Linked DNA regions of Homo sapiens: region 1 is linked to region 2. A link is an interaction called in ENCODE POLR2A ChIA-PET data of the cell type or tissue named here. Cell type or tissue: Caco-2. All regions are shown on one strand. Each heading gives the region's core, and the rest is flanking DNA. Links, peaks and the distances in the headings are about the cores only. Region 1 overlaps ACVR1C (activin A receptor type 1C). Region 2 has its middle 67 kb from the start of CYTIP.

Region 1 (8,432 bases), core at 2,140-4,639, 56 kb after region 2:
GAACCAAAAAAGAGCCTGTATAGCCAAGACAATCCTAAGTGAAAAGAACAAAGCTGGAGACATCATGCTACCTGACTTCAAACTATACTGCAAGGCTACAGTAACCAAAACAGCATGGTACTGGTACCAAAACAGACATATAGACCAATGGAACAGAACAGAGACATCAGAAATAACACTACACATCTACAACCATCTGATCTTTGACAAACCTGACAAAAACAAGCAATGGGGAAAAGATTCCCTATTTAATAATGGTACTGGGAGAACTGGCTAGCCATATGCAGAAAACTAAAACTGGATCCCTTCCTTACACATTATACAAAAATTAACTCAAGATGGATTAAAGGCTTAAATGTAAAACCAAAAACCATAAAAACCCTAGAGGAAAACCTAAGCAATACCATTCAGGACATAGGCATGGGCAAAGATTTCGTGATGAAAATGCCAACAGCAATTGCCACAAAAGCCAAAATTGACAAATAGGATCTAATTAAACTAAGAGCTTCTGCACAGCAAAAGAAACTATCATCAGAGTGAACAGGTAACCTACAGAACGGAAGAAAATTTTTGCAATCTACCCATTAGACAAAGGTCCAGTATCCAGAATCTACAAGGAACTTAAACAAGTTTACAAGAAAAAAATCCCATCAAAAAGTAGGCAAAGGATATGAACAGACACTTCTCAGAAGATGACATTTATGCAGGCAACAAGCATATGAAAAAGGCTCAACATCATTAATCATTAGGGAAATGTAAATCAAAACCACAATGAGATACCATCTCATGCCAGTCAGAATGGTGATTATGAAGTCAAGAAACAATAGATGCTGGCGAGACTGTGGAGAAATCGGAACACTTTTACACTATTGGTAGGAATGTAAATTAGCTCAACCACTGTAGAAGACGGTGTGGCAATTCCTCAAGGATCTAGAACCAGGAATACCATTTGACCCAGGCATCCCATTACTGGGTATATACCCAAAGGAATATAAACCATTCTACTCTAAAGACACATGCACACATATGTTTAATACAGCACTATTTACAATAGCAAAGACATGGCACCAACCCCAATGCCCATCAATGATAGACTGGATAAAGAAAATGTTGTACATCTACACCATGGGATACTATGCAGCCATAAGAAGGAATGAGATCATGTCCTTTGCAGGGACATGGATAAAGCTGGAGGCCATCATCCTCAGCAAACTAATACAGCAACAGAAAATCAAACACCACATATTCTCACTTATTAAGTGGGAGTTGAACAATGAGAACACATGGACACTGGGAGGGGAACACACACACACCGGGACCTGTCAGGGGGTGGAGGGTAATGGGAGGGAGAGCATTAGGACAAATAGCCAATGCATGCGGGGCTTAAAACCTAGATAATGGGTTGATAGGTGCAGCAAAGCACCATGGCACACGTATACCTATGTAACAAACCTGCCCGTTCTGTACATGTATCCCAGAATTTAAAGTAAAATTCTTTTAAAAATAAAAAAAAAGAGTGGGGGAGGAGGGAAATAAGAAAAAGATTATCACGAGATATTCCATTCATGATGAATCAGTCCAACATAAAAGAATACATAACTGCACTTTGATAGGAATTTGAAGTAGAATGGGCTAAGGAGCTAAGTCACAAACATCAACTTTTTTTGTCTAGTCCTCCCGTGTGAATCTGCACTTACTGGTTGCAGGCAGACACCCCCTCCACTCTCCCATCCTTGACTCCCTTCCCTTACAATGGTCACTTCTTCGTAGTGACCATTGTAAATTTCACCAAGAATCATCCAATTACAAGTTAATTCGCTTAGATCCCTCCAACATGCTCCATTTGCCATGCAGCAAATGGCCTCCCTTTTGCAAACAGCAAACATAATTATGTCAGAGGGGTTATCTGGGATCAATATGAACCTTATATACTGAATAAGGACAGAAGATTTTCTAATCCAGAGATCAAATCAAGCCATGATAGAGGCAGAAATAACATGACAATTATTTCTCCCTTTTAACTGAATCAAACGAGCTATTGATGGGCCATTCCACTGTTTGATGCTCAGTCTATAAACGGCTATTTGCATAAACGATCTTCATCTGGCCAGGTTTCATAATTTTATAGCTGACAGGGAGTGCCACACACAAAAATATTTCCTGGACATGTTCTCCTTGTGTTGCTGGTTTTCTGGGAGTAGATGATGAACATCAAGAGGCTGCAAATCTTCTTTTATCCATTAGCATTGGAATTTAAGAAGAATAACATTTTTACGCTTTAAAGAAACAAGAATCTTGGATTAAGGAATATAATCGCTGTCATAAAAAGTATAAAGAACTTTCACTCAAGCAGAGGTAAGCTTAATAAAATGTAAGCAGAATATAAATAAGTTCCATAATCAGTTTTCTTAATTTCAGGACACATACCTAGCAGAAATGATAGTCTCTTAATCTCTGTTATCAAAACACATATTCTCAAATAATGCATGTCTGTAAATAACTTAGATAGTAATTATTCAAGAAATATTTTAGAGTTCTTTTTTTCTTAAATCAACCCTTTACATAAAAAAAGAAAGTCTTTGGAAGCAGCACCCATATCTCAATCTCTCTGTTTCCCCAGCACATAGTACAGAGCTATATTCACAGAAGACACTTAAAATACTGATGACAAGGGCAAGTTATACTTCTCTGTCCTAAAGTCTATGCTAGCTAGTGGGAATGTGGAGCCAAGATGGCCGAATAGGAACAGCTCCGGTCTATAGCTCCCAGCGTGAGCGACGCAGAAGACGGGTGATTTCTGCATTTCCATCTGAGGTACCGGGTTCATCTCACTACGGAGTGCCAGACAGTGGGCGCAGGCCAGTGTGTGTGCCCACCGTGCGCGAGCCGAAGCAGGGCGAGGCATTGCCTCACCTGGGAAGCACAAGGGGTCAGGGAGTTCCCTTTCTGAGTCAAAGAAAGGGGTGATGGACGCACCTGGAAAATCGGGTCACTCCCACCCGAATATTGCGCTTTTCAGACCGGCTTAAGAAACGGCGCACCACGAGACTATATCCCACACCTGGCTCAGAGGGTCCTACGCCCAGGGAGTCTCGCTGATTGCTAGCACAGCAGTCTGAGATCAAACTGCAAGGCGGCAACGAGGCTGGGGGAGGGGCGCCCGCCATTGCCCAGGCTTGCTTAGGTAAACAAAGCAGCCGGGAAGGGAAGCTCGAACTGGGTGGAGCCCACCACAGCTCAAGGAGGCCTGCCTGCCTCTGTAGGCTCCACCTCTGGGGGCAGGGCACAGACAAACAAAAAGACAGCAGTAACCTCTGCAGACTTAAGTGTCCCTGTCTGACAGCTTTGAAGAGAGCAGTGGTTCTCCCAGCACGCAGCTGGAGATCTGAGAACGGGCAGACTGCCTCCTCAAGTGGGTCCCTGACCCCTGACCCCCGAGCAGCCTAACTGGGAGGCACCCCCCAGCAGGGGCACACTGACACCTCACACGGCAGGGTATTCCAACAGACCTGCAGCTGAGGGTCCTGTCTGTTAGAAGGAAAACTAACAACCAGAAAGGACATCTACACCGAAAACCCATCTGTACATCACCATCATCAAAGACCAAAAGTAGATAAAACCACAAAGTTGGGGAAAAAACAGAACAGAAAAACTGGAAACTCTAAAACACCGAGCACCTCTCCTCCTCCAAAGGAACGCAGTTCCTCACCAGCAACAGAACAAAGCTGGATGGAGAATGATTTTGACGAGCTGAGAGAAGAAGGCTTCAGATGATCAAATTACTCTGAGCTATGGGAGGACATTCAAACCAAAGGCAAAGAAGTTGAAAACTTTGAAAAAAATTTAGAAGAATGTATAACTAGAATAACCAATACAGAGAAGTGCTTAAAGGAGCTGATGGAGCTGAAAACCAAGGCTCGAGAACTACGTGAAGAATGCAGAAGCCTCAGGAGCCGATGCGATCAACTGGAAGAAAGGGTATCAGCAATGGAAGATGAAATGAATGAAATGAAGCGAGAAGGGAAGTTTAGAGAAAAAAGAATAAAAAGAAATGAGCAAAGCCTCCAAGAAATATGGGACTATGTGAAAAGACCAAATCTACGTCTGATTGGTGTACCTGAAAGTGATGTGGAGAATGGAACCAAGTTGGAAAACACTCTGCAGGATATTATCCAGGAGAACTTCCCCAATCTAGCAAGGCAGGCCAACGTTCAGATTCAGGAAATACAGAGAACGCCACAAAGATACTCCTCGAGAAGAGCAACTCCAAGACACATAATTGTCAGATTCACCAAAGTTGAAATGAAGGAAAAAATGTTAAGGGCAGCCAGAGAGAAAGGTCGGGTTACCCTCAAAGGAAAGCCCATCAGACTAACAGCGGATCTCTCGGCAGAAACCCTACAAGCCAGAAGAGAGTGGGGGCCAATATTCAACATTCTTAAAGAATTTTCAACCCAGAATTTCATATCCAGCCAAACTAAGCTTCATAAGTGAAGGAGAAATAAAATACTTTATAGACAAGCAAATGCTGAGAGATTTTGTCACCACCAGGCCTGCCCTAAAAGAGCTCCTGAAGGAAGCGCTAAACATGGAAAGGAACAACCGGTACCAGCCGCTGCAAAATCATGCCAAAATGTAAAGACCATTGAGACTAGGAAGAAACTGCATCAACTAATGAGCAAAATCACCAGCTAACATCATAATGACAGGATCAAATTCACACATAACAATATTAACTTTAAATATAAATGGACTAAATTCTGCAATTAAAAGACACAGACTGGCAAGTTGGATAAAGAGTCAAGACCCATCAGTGTGCTGTATTCAGGAAACCCATCTCACATGCAGAGACACACATAGGCTCAAAATAAAAGGATGGAGGAAGATCTACCAAGCCAATGGAAAACAAAAAAAGGCAGGGGTTGCAATCCTAGTCTCTGATAAAACAGACTTTAAACCAACAAAGATCAAAAGAGACAAAGAAGGCCATTACATAATGGTAAAGGGATCAATTCCACAAGAGGAGCTAACTATCCTAAATATTTATGCACCCAATACAGGAGCACCCAGATTCATAAAGCAAGTCCTCAGTGACCTACAAAGAGACTTAGACTCCCACACATTAATAATGGGAGACTTTAACACCCCACTGTCAACATTAGACAGATCAACGAGACAGAAAGTCAACAAGGATACCCAGGAATTGAACTCAGCTCTGCACCAAGCAGACCTAATAGACATCTACAGAACTCTCCACCCCAAATCAACAGAATATACATTTTTTTCAGCACCACACCACATCTATTCCAAAATTGACCACATAGTTGGAAGTAAAGCTCTCCTCAGCAAATGTAAAAGAACAGAAATTATAACAAACTATCTCTCAGACCACAGTGCAATCAAACTAGAACTCAGGATTAAGAATCTCACTCAAAGCCGCTCAACTACATGGAAACTGAACAACCTGCTCCTGAATGACTACTGGGTACATAACGAAATGAAGGCAGAAATAAAGATGTTCTTTGAAACCAACGAGAACAAAGACACAACATACCAGAATCTCTGGGACGCATTCAAAGCAGTGTGTAGAGGGAAATTTATAGCACTAAATGCCTACAAGAGAAAGCAGGAAAGATCCAAAATTGACACCCTAACATCACAATTAAAAGAACTAGAAAAGCAAGAGCAAACACATTGAAAAGCTAGCAGAAGGCAAGAAATAACTAAAATCAGAGCAGAACTGAAGGAAATAGAGACACAAAAAACCCTTCAAAAAATCAATGAATCCAGGAGCTGGTTTTTTGAAAGGATCAACAAAATTGATAGACCGCTAGCAAGACTAATAAAGAAAAAAAGAGAGAAGAATCAAATAGACACAATAGAAAATGATAAAGGGGATATCACCACCGATCCCACAGAAATACAAACTACCATCAGAGAATACTACAAACACCTCTACGCAAATAAACTAGAAAATCTAGAAGAAATGGATACATTCCTCGACACATACACTCTCCCAAGACTAAACCAGGAAGAAGTTGAATCTCTGAATAGACCAATAACAGGCTCTGAAATTGTGGCAATAATCAATAGTTTACCAACCAAAAAGAGTCCAGGACCAGATGGATTCACAGCCGAATTCCACCAGAGGTACAAGGAGGAACTGGTACCATTCCTTCTGAAACTATTCCAATCAATAGAAAAAGAGGGAATCCTCCCTAACTCATTTTATGAGGCCAGCATCATTCTGATACCAAAGCCGGGCAGAGACACAACCAAAAAAGAGAATTTTAGACCAATATCCTTGATGAACATTGATGCAAAAATCCTCAATAAAATACTGGCAAACCGAATCCAGCAGCACATCAAAAAGCTTATCCACCATGATCAAGTGGGCTTCATCCCTGGGATGCAAGGCTGGTTCAATATACGCAAATCAATAAATGTAATCCAGCATATAAACAGAGCCAAAGACAAAAACCACATGATTATCTCAATAGATGCAGAAAAAGCCTTTGACAAAATTCAACAACCCTTCATGCTAAAAACTCTCAATAAATTAGGTATTGATGGGACGTATTTCAAAATAATAAGAGCTATCTATGACAAACCCACAGCCAATATCATACTGAATGGGCAAAAACTGGAAGCATTCCCTTTGAAAACTGGCACAAGACAGGGATGCCCTCTCTCACCGCTCCTATTCAACATAGTGTTGGAAGTTCTGGCCAGGGCAATCAGGCAGGAGAAGGAAATAAAGGGTATTCAATTAGGAAAAGAGGAAGTCAAATTGTCCCCGTTTGCAGACGACATGATTGTATATCTAGAAAACCCCATCGTCTCAGCCCAAAATCTCCTTAAGCTGATAAGCAACTTCAGCAAAGTCTCAGGATACAAAATCAATGTACAAAAATCACAAGCATTCTTATACACCAACAACAGACAAACAGAGAGCCAAATCATGAGTAAACTCCCATTCACAATTGCTTCAAAGAGAATAAAATACCTAGGAATCCAACTTACAAGGGATGTGAAGGACCTCTTCAAGGAGAACTACAAACCACTGCTCAAGGAAATAAAAGAGGACACAAACAAATGGAAGAACATTCCACGCTCATGGGTAGGAAGAATCAATATCGTGAAAATGGCCATACTGCCCAAGGTAATTTACAGATTCAATGCCATCCCCATCAAGCTACCAATGCCTTTCTTCACAGAATTGGAAAAAACTACTTTAAAGTTCATATGGAACCAAAAAAGAGCCCGCATCGCCAAGTCAATCCTAAGCCAAAAGAACAAAGCTGGAGGCATCACACTACCTGACTTCAAACTATACTACAAGGCTACAGTAACCAAAACAGCATGGTACTGGTACCAAAACAGAGATATAGATCAATGGAACAGAACAGAGCCCTCAGAAATAATGCCGCATATCTACAACTATCTGATCTTTGACAAACCTGAGAAAAACAAGCAATGGGGAAAGGATTCCCTATTTAATAAATGGTGCTGGGAAAACTGGCTAGCCATATGTAGAAAGCTGAAACTGGATCCCTTCCTTACACCTTATACAAAAATCAATTCAAGATGGATTAAAGATTTAAACGTTAGACCTAAAACCATAAAAACCCTAGAAGAAAACCTAGGCATTACCATTGAGGACATAGGCATGGGCAAGGACTTCATGTCCAAAACACCAAAAGCAATGGCAACAAAAGACAAAATTGACAAATGGGATCTAATTAAACTAAAGAGCTTCTGCACAGCAAAAGAAACTACCATCAGAGTGAACAGGCAACCTACAACATGGGAGAAAATTTTCGCAACCTACTCATCTGACAAAGGGCTAATATCCAGAATCTACAATGAACTCAAACAAATTTACAAGAAAAAAACAAACAACCCCATCAAAAAGTGGGCGAAGGACATGAACAGACACTTCTCAAAAGAAGACATTTATGCAGCCAAAAAACACATGAAGAAATGCTCATCATCACTGGCCATCAGAGAAATGCAAATCAAAACCACTATGAGATATCATCTCACACCAGTTAGAATGGCAATCATTAAAAAGTCAGGAAACAACAGGTGCTGGAGAGGATGTGGAGAAATAGGAACACTTTTACACTGTTGGTGGGACTGTCAACTAGTTCAACCATTGTGGAAGTCAGTGTGGCGATTCCTCAGGGATCTAGAACTAGAAATACCATTTGACCCAGCCATCCCATTACTGGGTATATACCCAAAGGACTATAAATCATGCTGCTATAAAGACACATGCACACGTATGTTTATTGTGGCACTATTCACAATAGCAAAGACTTGGAACCAACCCAAATGTCCAACAATGATAGACTGGATTAAGAAAATGTGGCACATATACACCATGGAATACTATGCAGCCATAAAAAATGATGAGTTCATGTCCTTTG
Region 2 (8,432 bases), core at 2,811-5,310:
AACCTAGCAAGTCCTGGAGACTTTATATATAACAGTGCTTTCTTTAGCTCATCTCTCTTCCTTGCATTTTACTACAGGCAGCTAGGAAGCAGACAGAAGGCAAAGCACTTTCAACCCTCTTTCTGCAAAACTCTTTAGCTAGAATATAGGTATATTTCCTATTTTCCATTTTACTGCAGGAGACATTATTGCTAAGCTTTCTGCCACTACATGAGTCCCCTTTCCTCCAGCTTCCAAAAACATTTTCCTCTCTTTTCTTCAAGTTCTCACCAACAGCCTTTTCAAGGTCACCAGGCTTCCTCTGATAGCTTCCTTGATCTCTTTTAAGTTTTCAGTAACACTCCCCTAAAGACATTTCCCATTTCCACCTGCCTCTGACCCTAAAGCTATTGCCACATGTATTAGGTTTAGTTTTAGCTACGCTTCAATTCCTGGAACCAAATGTGATCCAGCTATCTACTGCTGCCAATAAAATCACCCTAAAACTTAATGAATTGAAAGCATGACACTTATTTTGCTCAGAAACCTGCAATTTGAGGAGTATTCTGTGTGGATTGCTCATCTCTGCTCAACTCAGCCTTAGCAGGGGCACTTCAAAAACTGAAGGCTAAATTCACATTTTGTCTCTGCTCCATGATATTTGAGACCTCAGTGGGTAGACTTAATATCTGTGGATAACTTGTAGGCTATGACCTGAAATCCTCTGAAGGCTTGTTCACACTCATGTCTAATGGTCGATACTGGATGTTGGCTGAGATCTTACTGGGGCTGTTGGCCAGAACACCTACATATAAAGTCTATGTGTCCTGGGCTTCCAAACAACATGGGTGGCAGGTTTCCAAGAACGTGAGAGAAGTAGTGAGCCAGGAAGAAGTACTGCCTTTTATGAATTAGCCTCAGTAGTCATGTATATGGACATAGAGTGTGGAATAATAGACACTGGAGACTCAGAAGGGTGGGAGGGTAAAGGCAGGGGTGAGGGATAAGAAATAACTAAATGGGTACAATGTACATTATTTGGGTGACGGTTACACTAACAGCCCAGACTTCACCACTAAACAATAAATCCATGTAACAAAACTGCACTTGTACCCCTTAGATTTATATATTTTAAAGTCATGTATGGCACTTCTGAAGCATTCTTTTTATTGAGACAGTAACACAGGACCCATAAGTTCAGGTGGTAGTATTTTAGAAGAGCACGTGAGACTAAAAATATTGTTTCTGCCATTTTTGGATAAAACAATCCATGTCAAAAAAGGTTAAATGAAATAATGTACATTAAGAAAGAGATGCTCAACTGGGCACGGTTGCAGATCCCTTGATCCTAGGAGTTTGAGTCCAGCCTGTGTGACACAGCAAGACTCACCTGAGACTAGCCTGTGTGACATAGCAAGACTCACCTCGTTAAAAAAAAAAAAAAAAAAAAAAAGATACTTACCACATGTCAGTTCCCTGCCTCAAGTAAAATATACATTCCTCTTCCACCTTAATCCAAAGTATTGCCTTAACATGAAGTATATGGATGGTCTTTAAAGACATCTTAGATTGAAGGTAAAATCTCATGAGTGTAAATGTATGTATACTTTTTTTCAATGTTGATCAAACCCATCAAGTTCTTAAAATATCAGTGACCAGGAAAAAATAGATATTTCTATGGTCTGTATCATTGAGAAGAGTATTTTTAAAATATATTTTAGGAAAGTGACCTATTTTCTGTAATGCTGAAGGTCAACTTTACAGATGTTTCCTTCAGAAAAATTAGCAGGTGAAAAAAAGTCACATCAATACAAAAAAGGTTAAATTAAAATTTTTTTTCTAATCCAATAGATACAAATTGCATATACTTAAGCAAACACACATTCTCTCTTTGTTCCATCTTGCCCTTAAATAAGCTCTCTCAACTGAAACAGAAATCAGTTTGCAGTAATGCAGCATTCCTATTTCATTAGAGTGGGCATGAAAGAAGCTACATTATGATGGAACTAAAAGCCACTGGTGATTGCGTCGATCTGCCCCTAAGAGTGGTTCTTTCTCAAATTTCAATATACAAGCTCTGCTTTCATGAAGCCTCAAAAGAGCCTGAATGTAGCTTTATGCTACATTTATATGAGTCATAATTCAGAGGTGACCGAGCCATGTGAAGGAGGAAGTAATGAAGCAAAACTCTTCCTCTTCTAAACCAGCCCTAAGCACTACTGTCCTCATTATCTACTGCTTCTTGAGTAACCAAGACTGGAAAATGGAAGAATACACAAAACTGGAAAGAAAAAGAAGAAAAAGTGGGAGTAAGAAAAGGAGGCACAGTGTCACATTGGGGGCATATCAAGCATCTGCCCCTCCAGCCCCTAACATGCCAGAGGGAGGGAAAATGTAACTATCAGAAAGAAAATAGAAATGTTGAAAGTATATATAACTACCTACATTCATTCTGAATAAAAATCTATGATAATCTGTAAAAACTGCAAATTTCCTAGATAACTAACCTTAAACATACAAGGAACATAGGCACTATAAAAAATATTATATTCCAACCATTCCTACAGTGAGATTGATCATTGCAGGGGTAATTGTGTAGACGTATGAACGGCTTACAAGTAGTCCATCCCTGAAAAGTTGTTATCATTCAGCACCTTGAACTATATGTTGAGGGGTTCCCTCAATATGAATAAATGATTGTGAAACTCTTTTAATCTCTCTCCCTCTCATGCTCTTTCTCTGTCTGTCTCTGTCATATGAACACATTTTAATAAATTGGTCATGTCCAAAATTTTATTTTAGGCATTTATTACTCTGTTGCACTTGACTTGATTCAGTCTCAAAAGACCTAGTCCATAGAATAAATAAGCTTTTAAATCAGTAATTGAATAAACAAAATATAACACATTAAAAATCTTACAAATTAAAACAGGGACTTCTGCTTCCATCCATGACAGGCTATCTGGTACTAAAATTGCCCTCCTGCCATAAACAGCTAAAAATCAGGAGAAAAAAAAGATATATACATATGAATGAAACATATATATATGTATAACATATGTGTGAAATATATGTGTGAAATACGTGTGAAATATATATATATAACTATATATATACACATATAAAATAAAACTCAGGCATTTAACAACAGGTGGCAGCATAGGATTATAATCCCTAAAATAAGGGAAACACCGAGCCCCACTATTGCCCAGGGTCTTTCTTTTCCTAGAGGCACTTCTTGAAAGATTGTGAGGAGAAAGGCTGAACCAAGCTAAGCTATCACATGGCAGTCTTGCTAAGTGAAGGAGACAGATATTGAAGTTTGACAAGTCTAAGATAACTGGTATTTGCAGAACCAGAGGGAGCTTCACAAGGAAGCAACTTTGAAACTCTGCAGTGAGGTACCCTTGAGTCTTTTTCTAAATGCTACGTAGTACCTACTTAGGAGAACCTTCATGAAACAAAGCAAAGAACAATTTTTGAGAAGCAGTAAAAAGAACAATCCCCAGAGTTCACACAGAGTTTGGGAGATGTCTGTGTACTGACCAAGAAGAATGTAGAGAATTTACTGAAACCTGGGGCATTCAGTTGAAATCCAGGAGGATTACACCTTTGTAGTAAGATTAAACTAGTCCTAGCGTTAAAGCTACTCTAGACCTTCCCTTACAAAACTTAAAAACAACACTTAAAAGGAGCAAACTATTCTTCAGTGCTCTTAGATGCCTTCCAAATCAAACTTCAACTCTCCTGAAAGGATGGCAATAAGATCCAGATACTCAATAATGTAACCTTTACAATGTCCAGTGTCTAATAATAAATTACTGGGTATGCAAAGAGAAAAAATATAATTCATAAATGAAAGGGCAGTTTTAAAAAAACAGACTCAGAGAAAGACAAAGATTTGAAAATAGCTATTATAAATATGGTCAAGCACTAAAGCAAATATAGAAATAGTAAACAAATGGAAGCTATATAAAAGAGACAAGTGATACTTCTAGGGCTAAGAAATACAGTATCCAAAATGAAAACTTCACTGGAAGGGTATATTAGGAGATTTTAAAATGCAAAATAAAGGAGTAATAAACTTTAATAAATAAGCAATAGAAATGAATCAAATTGAAGTACAGAGAAAAAAAGAAGCTGCAGAAAAATGAGAACCTCAGTTACCTATGGAACAATATCAAGTTGTCTGATATACATGTATTTGAAGCACCCTAGAATAGAGGAAATAGTGCATGGAATAGAAAAACAACTCTGAAGACATAGTGGTGCACAGAAATTTTGCAGATTTAATGAAAACCATAAACACACAAATCCAAGAAGTTCAGTGGAACAAAAGTAGGATAAAAACAAACAAAAAGCACACCTAAGCCCATTATAATAACATTTCTGAAAACCCATCTTAAGATGGTTTTTCAGAAAAAAAAAAAATCTTAAGATGGCAAAAAAAAAAAAAGTTACAATACAAACAGAGAAAGAGAATTACTCCTGACCTTGTCAGAAACAATGCAAATTAGAAGATAAAACAATGTATTTAATGTGCTGACAAAAATAAGCCAGAAAATCCCCAAAACTGCTTAGAATTCTATGTCCACTGAAAATATCCTTCAAAAATGAAGGTATTTTTAAACTAAAAAAAGCTGAGAGAATTTCATGCTCTATAAGGAATATTAAAAATAATCTTCTGACTGAAAAAAGTAATATCAGTCCAAACTCAGATCTATACAAAGAAGTTACAAGCATCAGCTATAGTAAATATGAGAAAAAAATGTTCATATTAAAAATATTTTCAATGTAATTTATTTAAAATGGACTGTTTAAAGCAAAAAATTACATCGCTACATTGTGAAATTTAAATAGATACAGAAATAAAATGTATGACAACCAAAATAAAAAGGACAGGAGGGAGAAAACTAAAAATACTTTGTAAGATTGTTATTATATGTAATGTGGCATAACAGTTTTTGAAGGTAGATTATGATAAGTTAAAAATGTATATTGTAAATCATAAAACACACCCTAAAAAAAAGCAAAATCACTAATAAGTCATAGAGAAAATAAATTGGAATATTAAAAATAATGAACTAATCAAAAACAAGAAAAAGTAAAAAAAAAAGGAGATGAGCAAAGTGGAAAAAATAGTAAGGTAATAAAATTAAAATTAATTATGTTGATAATTATGTTAACTATAAATGGTCTGTACACTCCAATTTTTTTTTATTTTTCTTTAAGTTTCAGGGATACATGTGCAGAATGTGCAGGTTTGTTACATAGGTATACATGTGCCATGGTGGTTTGCTGTACCTATCAACCCATCATCTAGGTTTTAAGTCCCGCATGCATTAGCTATTTGTCCTGATGCTCTCCCTGCCCTCGCCCCGCAAGCCATGACAGGCGCCGGTGTGTGTCGTTCCCCTCCCTGTGTCCATGTGTTCTCATTGTTCAACTCTTGCTTCTGAATGAGAACATGCGGTGTGTGGTTTTCTGTTCCTTGCACACGCTAATTTTTAAAAGTGAAAAGTTGTCAGACTAGAGAAAAATGTAAGACCCAACTGTACACGATCTACAAGAAATCTACTATAAATATAAGACCCATATATATTAAAGTATGGAAAAATATATACCATGCAAATACTAATCATAACAAAGCTTCAGTGGCTATATTAATATCAGATAAAGTAGCTTCAGATCAAGGAATATTATCCAACATAAAATGGGATAGTTCATAATAATAAGGGAATTCATTCATCAACAAGGCATAATAATCTAGGTGTGCATACATACGCACCTAAAAACAGTTTCAAAATACCAGAAATAAAAACTGATAAAGTGCAAGAAGAAATCAGCAAATCTATAATTATAGTTGGGAATATCAACACCTTTCTTTCAATAATTGGTAGAATAATTAGAAATCAGGATAAAAATATTTGAACAACGCTGTCAAACAACTTGACTTTATATTTACAGAATACTATACACAAAACTACAAATACATATTCTTTTTGAGTGCTCACAGAACACACACCAACACAAGCCATATTCTGGACCATAGAACAACTCAATAAATTGAAAAGGATAGAAACCATTCAGATTCTGAACAACTCAGGACAAAACTATCAGTAAGTAAGAGAACTAGTTTTCGACTCAGAAGATTGACTCTAGTAGCCAGGTCCACTATAACATGCTATCAGGCAAAGGAAAAACACTGCCAACTTCTGAGAAGGTGTCCCTTTTTTTTCCAGGGGCTTATTAGTCAAAATATATATGCAGCAGAATCCATACATGCAGAAATTACTCGTGCCTTTTTGACAAGTAGAAGGCTAATTTTTCTATTTTTAGTAGAGACTGGAATTCACCATGTTAACCAGGCTGGTCTCAAACCTCTGACCTCAAGTGATCCGCCTGCCTCAGCCTCCCAAAGTGCTGGGATTATAGGCGTGAGCCACCACGCCCGGCCACAAGATTTTTAAAGTTTACAAAGAATATATGGCATCTCTATTTTTCTGGGGACTAAAACTTTAATGCTTCACTGATTGAACTTAGACTTTGAGCTAAAATAATCCTCAAGCATAAATTCATTAAATTAAACATATATTTACCAATTGCTTTGTATGTCTAAGCCACAGTTCCCAGTATTGTGGATAAACGAAAGTTGTTAAGGTGAAGCCTAAGCCCTGGGGGAACTGATCTTGTAACATCAATTGTATTTCCAAACATTACCACAGTGGAAAAATTGAAAAATGAAAATTTTAAAAACACCTTTAACAATATTATCTTAAAAGCAGGCAATACTCAGGGAGAAATTAAACAAAATAAGTGCAATACAAATAGATGGGGAGAAAACCTTCAAAATATTGTTTAAATAAATTAAAGAAGATATAAACAAATGGAGAAATATAAAATGTTTATGGATTGGAAGACTCAATATTTTTTAAGGAAATCATTCTCTCCAAATTGATCTATGACATCAATGCAATCCCAATAAAAATCTCTCAGGGTTTTTTTTTTGTGTGTCAAAAATGACAATCTGGTTCCAAAATTTATATGGAAGTTAACAGACTTAGGATAGCACAAAACAATTTCAAAATAGAACAACAAAGTTGGAGGACTTATACTGCATCATTTCAAGACTTACTATAAAGTGAGGATAATCCAGTGTGCAACTGACACAGCAAAGACATACAGATAAAAGAAACAGATAGGAAATATAGAAACAAACACATGACAAATCGAACTTTGATAAAAGTGCCAATATATTTAAATATGAATTTTTTTTCAACAACAGATACCGGAGCAATGAGACATCCATATGGATGTGACCTCTGTCTCACACCATATACAAAACTTAAATCAAAATGTATCAGGGATAAAAAGTTAAAGCTAAAACTGTAAAACTTCTAGAAAAAAACATGGGCTAGGATTCTTCATATTTTTGAAGTAGACAAAGATTTTTGGATAGAGCACAAAACAAAACAAAACCACAAAGAAAAAAATTAATAAATTGGTCTTCATCAAATTTTAAAATTTCTGCTGGGGAGTGAGGGATAAAAGACTACAAATTGGGGTACAATGTATACTGCTTGGGTGATGGATGCACCAAAATCTCACAAATCACCACTAAAGAACTTACTCATGTAACCAAATACCACCTGCTCTGCAAAAACCTATGGAAATAAAAAGATAATAAAATAAAAATAAATAAAATAACATTTCTGCTCTTACTAAAAGGCAAATTACCAACTGCAAGAAAATATTTGCAATGCATGTACTTAACAAGAGTACATACTGTATAATTCCATTCATATTAAATTGATTTTTCATATCAATCTTATATCTTGTGGCCTCACTGAATTAAAGTATTAATTCTAGTAGCTTTTTATTAGATTCATTAGGATTTTTTAATATACACAATTATGTCACCTGACCTCATTTACTTCTTATTTTTCAATCTCTATTTCTTTTTTTTTTCTTTTTTAGAAACAGGATCTCACTCTGTTGCCTAGGCTAGAGTGCAGTGATGTGATTATAGCTCACTGTGGCCTTGAACTCATGGGCTCAAGTGAGCCTCCCACCTCAGCCTCCCAAGTAGCTGGGACTACAGGTGCATGCCACCATGCCTGGCTATTTTGTCAACATTGTTTATAGAGACAGGGTCTCACTATAGTGCCCAAGTTGGTCTCTAACTCCTGACCTCAAGTGATCCTCATGCGTTGGCCTCCCAAAGTTCTGGGATTACAGGCATGAGCCATCACACCCAGCCCCAATCTGCATTTCTTTTCTTTCTTTCTCTTACCTTATTTCACAAATTAGATCTCCAACACAAAGTTGCATAGAAGTGGTGAAAATTAGGGGAGGAGCCAAGATGGCCGAATAGGAACAGCTCCGGTATACAGCTCCCAGCGTGAGCAACGCAGAAGACAGGTGATTTCTGCATTTCCATCAGAGGTACCCGG

The links. Peaks named below come from ENCODE experiments on the same cell type or tissue, not always from the same donor. Only the 100,000 strongest peaks of a DNase experiment are listed, where the experiment ranks them.
Region 1: POLR2A ChIA-PET joins it to region 2 with 16 read pairs; 2 of 35 experiments call an interaction of 5 or more read pairs at or near these places.

What each region holds. Positions count from the first base shown.
Region 1 is chr2:157,563,632-157,572,063 of GRCh38, forward strand. The region is part of intron 2 of ACVR1C (activin A receptor type 1C); the gene reads right to left. Among named protein-coding and RNA genes, the nearest start is that of ACVR1C, 61 kb to the right of the region's middle. In Caco-2, for the core only: no CTCF peak of the experiment used is centred there; a DNase peak (open chromatin) is centred at 3,203; H3K4me3 peaks cover 412 bases.
Region 2 is chr2:157,506,817-157,515,248 of GRCh38, forward strand. No RefSeq gene overlaps it. Among named protein-coding and RNA genes, the nearest start is that of CYTIP, 67 kb to the left of the region's middle. RefSeq lists an enhancer at 7,987-8,432. In Caco-2, for the core only: no CTCF peak of the experiment used is centred there; no DNase peak of the experiment used is centred there.